Linked DNA regions of Homo sapiens: region 2 is linked to region 1. A link is an interaction called in ENCODE POLR2A ChIA-PET data of the cell type or tissue named here. Cell type or tissue: B cell. All regions are shown on one strand. Each heading gives the region's core, and the rest is flanking DNA. Links, peaks and the distances in the headings are about the cores only.

What was found. Peaks named below come from ENCODE experiments on the same cell type or tissue, not always from the same donor. Only the 100,000 strongest peaks of a DNase experiment are listed, where the experiment ranks them.
Region 2: POLR2A ChIA-PET joins it to region 1 with 5 read pairs; 2 of 35 experiments call an interaction of 5 or more read pairs at or near these places.

What each region holds. Positions count from the first base shown.
Region 1 is chr10:96,800,692-96,805,095 of GRCh38, forward strand. No RefSeq gene overlaps it. Among named protein-coding and RNA genes, the nearest start is that of MIR607, 26 kb to the right of the region's middle. In B cell, for the core only: no CTCF peak of the experiment used is centred there; no DNase peak of the experiment used is centred there.
Region 2 is chr10:96,693,305-96,697,708 of GRCh38, forward strand. All of the region lies in intron 2 of PIK3AP1 (phosphoinositide-3-kinase adaptor protein 1), which reads right to left. Among named protein-coding and RNA genes, the nearest start is that of PIK3AP1, 25 kb to the right of the region's middle. RefSeq lists a silencer at 2,205-2,254. In B cell, for the core only: no CTCF peak of the experiment used is centred there; a DNase peak (open chromatin) is centred at 2,197; H3K4me3 peaks cover 2,652 bases; H3K27ac peaks cover 4,000 bases.

The sequences.
Region 1 (4,404 bases), core at 289-4,288:
ATGTAACCCAGACATTCATGTCTATTGATAATAACTCTTTCAACCAATAGCCAATCAGAAAATTTTAAAATCTACCTATGACCGGCTGGGCGCAGTGGCTCAGGCCTGTAATCCCAGTACTTTGGGAGGCCGAGGCGGGCGGATCACGAGGTCAGGAGATGGAGACCATCCTGGCTAACACAGTGAAACCTTGTCTCTACTAAAAATACAAAAATTAGCTGGACATGGTGGCAGGCAGCTGTAGTCCCAGCTACTCAGGAGGTCAAGGCAGGAGAATGGCGTGAACCCGGGAGGCTGAGCTTGCAGTAAGCCAAGGTCTCAGCCTCCCAGGTAGCTGGGATTACAGGCATGTGCCATCACACCAGCTAATTTTCGTATGTATGTGTGTGTATGTATGTATATACACACGTATGTGTGTATGTATGTATATACACACATATATGTGTGTATATATGTGTATACACACATATATGTGTGTATATACACATGCGTGTGTATATATATACACATGCACATATATGCATATATACATATATGTGTATATACATAGATGTGTGTATACACGCATGCACACATATACACATATGTGTGTGTACACACATGTACACATATACACATATGTGTGTATACACACGCACACATATACACACGTGTGTGTATACATACATGCACACGTGTGTGTATACGTATATACATGTGTGTATACGTATATACATGTGTGTATACGTATATACATGTGTGTATATACGTATATACATATGTGTGTATACGTATATAAGTGTGTGTATATACATATATACATATGTGTGTATATACATATGTGTGTGTATATATACATATATATATTTTTTTCTTTTTTTGCTAGAGACAGGGTTTCACCGAAACAGACAGGAAGGGAGAGAGAGAGACAGACAGACAGAGAAAGAGAATGAGACAGAAGACAGACACAGTGAGACAGGCAGAGAGAGAGAGAGAGAGACAGAGACAGAGAGAAAGAGACAGACAGAGAAAGAGACAGACAGAGAAAGACAGAGACAGACAGAGAGAGAAGGAGAGAAACAGGCAGAGAGAGAGAGAGCGAGAGAGAGAGAAACAGAAAGGGAGGGTCTCAAACTCCTGACCTCAAGTGATCCACCCTCCTAAAGTGCTGGGATTACAGACGTGAGCCACCGCTCCCAGCCTTTTTTTTTTTTTTAATCAGGCAGGCTCTGAAGCCAGTGTAGGCTCAGAGAGACTCTCTGTACTTTTTTCTATTCAGAACTATAATTTGGTATTCCTACACTCTCCCAGCGACTCCAAGTTATCTCTCTTCTTGCAACCCACCAGTAGCTGTTTTCTGCCAGAATTTGTGGATGTTTTCTTGTGCATGTACCACTTAGTATTCAGCCAAAGACTAAGGGAATCCCTTTGTATTTCTTGAGCTCCTTTTCTGTGTACACCTCTACTTTCTTCTATTCCGCTCAAAAATTACAGCCACTACCACCATTTGGAACTCTGATCTCTGCTTCTTCAGCTCAGCAACATATTTGTATTCTAATTAGGCTTCACCTCTCTGCACCCTGGTTTGGAAAGTGTGCCCGGGCAGAAAGCTGTGTTGAATACGGAGCACATTTCATGTATTTGCATTTTTCTCAAAGATCACAGGAAGCACTATCTGTTGTTCAATGCCTAGATACAGTCGCTTCATATATTTGCCAATTTTGTTGTTTCTGATGGAAGAGTAAGCCTAATACCTGTTACTTCATCATGGCCACATCTAGAAAGCCTTGGCATTTTTTTTTCTTCTTTGCTTCTTTTTTTTAAAATTAAAATTAATTATTCTTTCTTCTTTCTTTTTCCAAATCCTTTGCAATGGGCATTCATTTTATAACAATCTGATAATCTCTGAATTTTAACTGCTAACTTTGGGAGGAATTTAGTTTAGAGTTTAACTTGAAAACAAGGATCATAACAGTCCTTCCCTAAAACTAACCCCTTCCTTGCTCAGGGGCCAAAAACCACCTTTGTCAGACTAATGAAAGGCCACAGGAATAGGATTATGGTAAAGGTCTGAACTCTTATAAGATGTAGACATAGTTAGTTTCTTTCTTTCTTTCTTTCTTTCTTTCTTTCTTTCTTTCTTTCTTTCTTTCTTTCTTTCCTTTCTTCCTTCCTTCTTTCCTTTCTTTCTTTTTCTTTTTCTTCCTTTCCTTTCTTTCCTTCCTTCCTTCCTTCCTTTCTTTTTCTTCCTTTCCTTCTTTCTTTCTCTTTCTTTTTCTTTCTTTCTCTCTCTCTTTCTTTCTTTCTTTTAGATGTAGACACAGTTTCTATAATCCCTTACTGCTCATGGGTCATGTGGCCAAAGGTCACAAGAGTTGTCACTTTCCCAATTGCTCCTATAGATAACATCACTCTAGATGTTATCTATAGTGTAGAACCCAAGATTGGTCTTTTTTGAGATGTTTTTCATATTGACCCCACCCAGACTCCTGAGCCGTGACTCAGCTGGTCCTGTGGTCCCACCCAGAGGCAGACTCAGCTCATCTCATGAGGATAGTTTCCACATCCCTATGTTTTCATCCCCAACCAAGCTGCAGCACCCATTCCCTAGCCCCCTGCCCACCAAATTGTCCACAAAATCCCTAAGCTCTGAGCCTTCAGGGAGATTGATCAGGGTGATAACTCCAGTTGTCCTTCATGGGCTGGCCTTGGGTCAACTGAATTCTTTCTCCACTGCAATGCCATGGTCTCAGTGGCAGGCCTCAGTGATTTTGTCTGTGCAGCAGGCAGGAGGAACCTGTCGGGTGATTGCATCACTTTCTTTCCTCACTATCACTTTCTGGATCTTGGGTTTTCATTCTGAGACCGTTTTTCTTCTTCCTGAAGTCATTTTTTAGACATTCTTTTGGTGAAGGTCAGCTGTGGCAGATTCTCTCAGATGTTGTTAGCCTCAAAATAGCTGTATTTTTCCCTCATTCCTGAAAGATAATTCTTCTAGGTACATAATTCAAAGTGGACAATGATTTATCTAATTCCAGGTTGACAGTTAATGATTTTTTTAGCACATTGAAGATATTATTGATAAATATATTTTCTACCTTTGTTGTTATGAAATCTGTAGTCTAGTTGTCATTCATCAATAGGAAATTTTTTTTAAAGATGCTTTTAAAGGGCGGGTGCTGTGGCTCACGCCTGTAATCCCAGCACTTTGGGAGGCCAAGGTGGGTGGATCACAAGGTCAGGAGATCGAGACCACAGTGAAACCCCGTCTCTACTAAAAATACAAAAAAAATTAGCCGGGCGTGGTGGCGGGCGCCTGTAGTCCCAGCTACTCGGGAGGCTGAGGCAGGAGAATGGCGTGAACCTGGGAGGCGGAGCTTGCAGTGAGCCGAGATCGCGCCACTGCACTCCAGCCTGTGCAACAGAGCAAGACTCCATCTTAAAAAAAAAAAAAAAGATGCTTTTAAAATATGTTTACCTTTGTTCTCTGGAGTTTTACTATAAGGTATCTAGGTCTAGAGTCCTTTTTGAACTTTTTTTTTTTTCGTTTTTTTTTTTTTTTTTTGAGACAGGGTCTCATTTTGTCACCCAGGCTGGAGTGCAGTGGCAAAAATCTCAGCTCACTGCAGCCTCAACCTGCCAAGCCAACTCAGCCTCCCAAGTAGCTGGGAGTACAGATGTGTGCCACCACATATGGCTAATTTTTGTATTTTTTGTATAGATGGAGTTTTGCTGTGTTGCCCAGGCTGGTCTCAAACTCCTGGACTCAAGTGCTATGACTGCCTTGGCCTCCCAAAGTGCTAGGATTATAGGCGTGAGCCACCATGCCCAGACTAGAGTCCTTTTTATTTATCAAGCTTGCTATAAATCATGTTTTGGGCATTCATAAATTTATATCTTTCATCAGAATTGAAAAATAATCATTAATCCTTTAATTATTCCTTTTTCTATATTCTCACTAATCTCCCAGATATTCATAAATTAGATTTATTCTATTTTGCACATCTGTTAATCCCACTTTTATAATTTCCATCTTCTTGTTTTCTCTATTACATTCTAGGTAATTTATTCAGATTCAGCTTCCATGATATAATTCTCCTTTCATCCATGTGTAATCTGCAGTTTCAGCCATGGCTTTATGAGGTTTTAAAATGTCAACAATTATATTTTTCATTTTCACATACATTGTTTATTTCTATTTTAAAAATTCCAATTATTTATGACCGTCTTTGTTGCTTGTTTTGTAATTCCATTTAAAAATTCATAGTATTTCATATAAAGCTATTTTATAATTTGAATATTATAATTCCCATATTTGAAGACCATGGAGGTCTAAATCTGTTGTTTGTTGTTCTAACTTAATCACACTGACATTTTTTCTTATGTTTGCTGATCTCTGTTTCTTATTGTAAGAACAGAGGTATT
Region 2 (4,404 bases), core at 72-4,071, 110 kb before region 1:
TGAGGGAGGCTTCCATTCTGTTAAAGGGACAATAAACAAAATGGGCGAATAAATGAATGGATGGCTGGACAGATGGACAGACGGATGGATAACTGGATGGATAGATGGAAAGATGAATAGTTGGATAGATAGATGAGTGGATGGATGGATGGATGGATGGATGGATGATTTGTGTGTGTACTCCTCGTTCAGCCTGCCACTAAAATGTTGAATACTTCTCCAGATAAGCTGACAAATGCAGGGTAGAGGAAGAGCTTCTTCTCTGATGCCAATACTTCTGTTCATAAACCTTCACGTAACACTTTCTTGGAAGTGACATTGCTCTGTTGACTCATGTCTTCAACTAAAGCCACCAGATCTTACATATGCTACTCTTAAAATACATATCCCTTTATCCTGTTCTTGTGCAACTGTTGGACTCTGTGCAGAATTTTATATTGATCCTTATTACTTTGCAACAGACACACATTTAGAATGTAAAATCTGCAAACTGCGGGAACATATTAATATATGCACATCAGCATCACTGCTGTCTACAAACTTAAGAAGTAAAATGCTAATTTTAAAATTAAGTGCTTGAATAAAGCTACTCTAAAAGTTTAGATAGTCCTAATTACTACTATGAAAAAATGACTGCCCTGCCTGAAAGCCATAGTTAACCTGGGCTCTAGGATACCATTAAATAGCCAAGCATGTAACATTTGCCATAATTACAAGCTGGGCCTTTTCTTCTCTTTTTCAAGATGGTTGCTCAGGACAGTCATTTTTTTCTTTAAAGGATGCTGTAAGGACCTATCAAAGAGGCCCCCATGATATCTCAGGTCTGCTTTATGATTCAAAGGGAGCATCCTTCATACCTCTGGATACTCCTGGCATTAAGTAATAGGGTAACACTGTTTAGTGTCCCTCTCCTGCTAGGACACATAAACTTCACAATGGCAGGGGGTGCATCTGACTTTTTCATCAAGTCTCCCCTGGATCTTGCACAGTGCTGCACCCATGGCAGACACTCCATAAACTCAATAAATATTTGATGAATATAAACATAAATTTACAGTCTCATCTATGCCACTAACTGTGTAATACTGGGCAAGTCATCTAACCCCTCTGGGTCCTACTTTGTTCATTTTAAACTAAAGGGATTAGTCCAGATGATCCCAAAGTTTCCTTTTCCCTTCCCTCCCCTCCCCTCCCTTCCCCTCCCCTTCGCTTCCCTTCTCTCCCTCCTTTCTTTCTTTTTTTTTTTTTTTTCAGGGTCTCCCTCTGTTGCCTAGGCTGGAGTGCAGTGGGGCTGTCCTAGCTCACTGAAGTCTTGGATTCCTGAGCTCAAGCGATCCTCCCACCTCAGTCTCTCAAGTAGCTGGGACCACAGGTGCATGCCACCACGCCTAGATAATTATTTTACTTTATTTTTGTAGAGATGGAGGTCTTGCTATATTGCCCAGGCTGGTCTCAAACTCCTGGGCTCAAGCAATCCTCCCGCCTCAGCCTCCCAAAGTGCTGCACTGGCCCTTTTCTAATGTTCATATTCCATATTTCCATCTTGTTGACTCAATGGCTTCTTGCCTCTGTTTCCCCATCAAAGACTCTAAAGCTAGATTGTTTTGCAGAGTATGGGCAAGTTTTAATCACATGCATGCCCCGGACCATGGGAAAGACTAGGGCAAAACACTGTTTTAAAGGATTTCTATAACCTACGGGGATTCCTAATTCAAGTGACTACAAAATAAAAATAAATATTTAGTCTGCCAAATAACTATACAGTTATTTCAGCATTACATTTTTCCAGAAAAAAATCTATAACACAAAAACACAATCACAGTCAGAGATCTTTTCTGGCAACAAACTCAGGCTTTGAGCAAGGATATTCAGAAAATTTTAGAAAATAAAAGGAAAACCCTGGTTCAGAACAAGTTAACAGGTTGGTTCTGTTTGGAATACTAAATGCCAGATCCTGCAACAGAAATGTTTTCCCACATTTCACATGCTCTAAAAGCCGAGTCAACTGCTAGTGCTAATATTATTCTATCTGCTAGTTATGATGAACGTCCTTCCTATCTTATTGCAAGCTTTAACTGCAACTACAGCCTCAAACATTAGCTGTACATGTAAAAAGAAACTTATTTTAGTCTAATTTAAAAGTAGAGCATTTTCATTTCATCATCAGCCTCCCCCGCTATTTCCTGTGTTATCAGATGTTGGAGAGTAAACCAGCAGTCTGTGAAACTGGCAAGCTGGTAGACAAAATAGGCATATTCAACCAGCATTTTCTTAAATAAGAACCTAAGATGGTCTGACTTCTTAATGGTGATGGAGAAGATGCACATATTCAGAAGTTATAAACCCAGAAGAAAAAGTACCAAGGAATTCCCAAAATGACTAACCCAATTCTAGAGGTTTCCTCCAAAACTCTATAGATTGCCTCACTTTTATGCTCTCCTTTAAAAAAAAAAAAAGACACAGCCAATTTAATCTCTGCAGAGACAGACCTATACATATCCCAAGGAACTAACAATTCCAATTGTTAACTAGCTCCTAGACTGGCATACTTAATTCTTCTGTGGGACAGGTTGTTGTATCTGGCACATTTTTAAGTATGGACACAGAAAAATACATGTGCTGTGTAGGCTCCTGTTTGAACTTGAAGAGTAATTTTCTGTTTAGAAACACCCTATGTTACCGAAGACAAATTTGCTCCATGGAAATGGTTGACAATCCAAAGGGCATCAAGCCTCTACATAAGATGCTCATGGGAGGGACATCTTTTCTGCAACTGGGACATTCAAAATGGTCCCAAGAGTTAGGAAAATGGATAATAACTCATGAATATACTCACTCCTCCAGTCATCCATCCAACCACCATTTACTAGGCATCTACCACACATAAAACATTGTCAGTAAGAGACCAGTATTGTTTTTCTAAACGTAAACAGTGAAAATTTTAAAAGTCCCCAAGTTTTTCCCCACAGAACAGGCAATTTTGATCAATTACTGATTTTGTTAATTTTTCTGTGTCTTAGAAAACCAACTGTCCTATTTCAGTCTAAATTTTACCAAACTGGCTGAAACTGAAAATTTTCTGCCCAGAATGAAGACCATATGACAAGCCCTATTGTGGTTTCAATAATTTCTCCAATGGGCAGATCAAGAATCATTTAAGGCATTAAATCATCCTCTTTCCTGGGCCATCTCAGACCTACTCTGGGTCATGTGAATGGCTGGTGGAAACCAAATTGAAAAGCTGCGAAAACATCCTGTAATAACAGGGAAATTAACAAACCCATTCTGTAATGCATATTTACCCCCATTTCCTCTGCCCCCATTATCTTTCTATGAACCCACATGCATAAATCTTCATGCAGACCATAGTAAACAGTACATGTAAAATGTTAAATACATACATTCCTTCATATCCACACAGATAATGGTATAATGTGATATACTCCTAAGACTCAACTTGAGCTAATGTCCATAAACAGAAAGTTATTATTAATGCATTTAAAGTTTCATTTAAAATTCTATTGTGAAGGATAATTTGTTAGCTGAAGTGAATACACTACCATACCTTGATAGGATTTGGAAAAATATTAGATCGAGACCCAGTAATGAAATGCAAGGTATGTAAAATCACACATAGTTGGAATTAAGAAATTTCATGGTTGTAAATGTCTGAGATGTCAACATATTTTTCCCATAAGCATTTTAAAGAGAACAAAAATAGATACAGAGTGGCCAAGTGAATTGCCTCAGGTGGCTCAACCAGTTTCTGTAATCTGGAAATACACACCCTTATTCTCTTACTGATTGTCATAAAGATTGTAGTAACCTAAGAAGACATCAGCCTAAATTTGACAAGAGTCAAAATATGACTCCGTGATAAGTAGCTGTTCTCTCGTTATAGGTATTAGCCCACCCCGAGTGAGTGACGGTGCAGTCATTACAGCAATAACACAAACCAATACCATGTTGCTTCCACTTATCACATCACCCTAATGAAGCTAAGGAAAAAGGCCACCAGGTCTGTACACGCGAACTTAACTTGAAGTGTACCCTACTTGGATTATCTGAGTGCAAGCCCAACATCTTCCTCTAGAGTCTATCATTTTTCTCTTCAAAATTCCTAACTAAAAGTAAAACAGGCTGGGTGTGGTGGCTCATGCCTGTCATCACAACACTTTGGGAGGACAAGGGGAGGACTGCTTCAGTCCAGGAGTTCGAGACTAGCCTGGGCAACATAGTGAGATCCTATCTCTACAAAATAAATTTTTTTTTTAATTAGCCGGGCATGATGGTGCATGCCTGTGGTCCCAGCTATTCAAGAGGCTGAGATGAGAGGATCGCTTGAGCCTGGAAGGTTGAGGCTTCAGTGAGCTATGATGGTGCCACTGCACTCTAGCCTGGGCA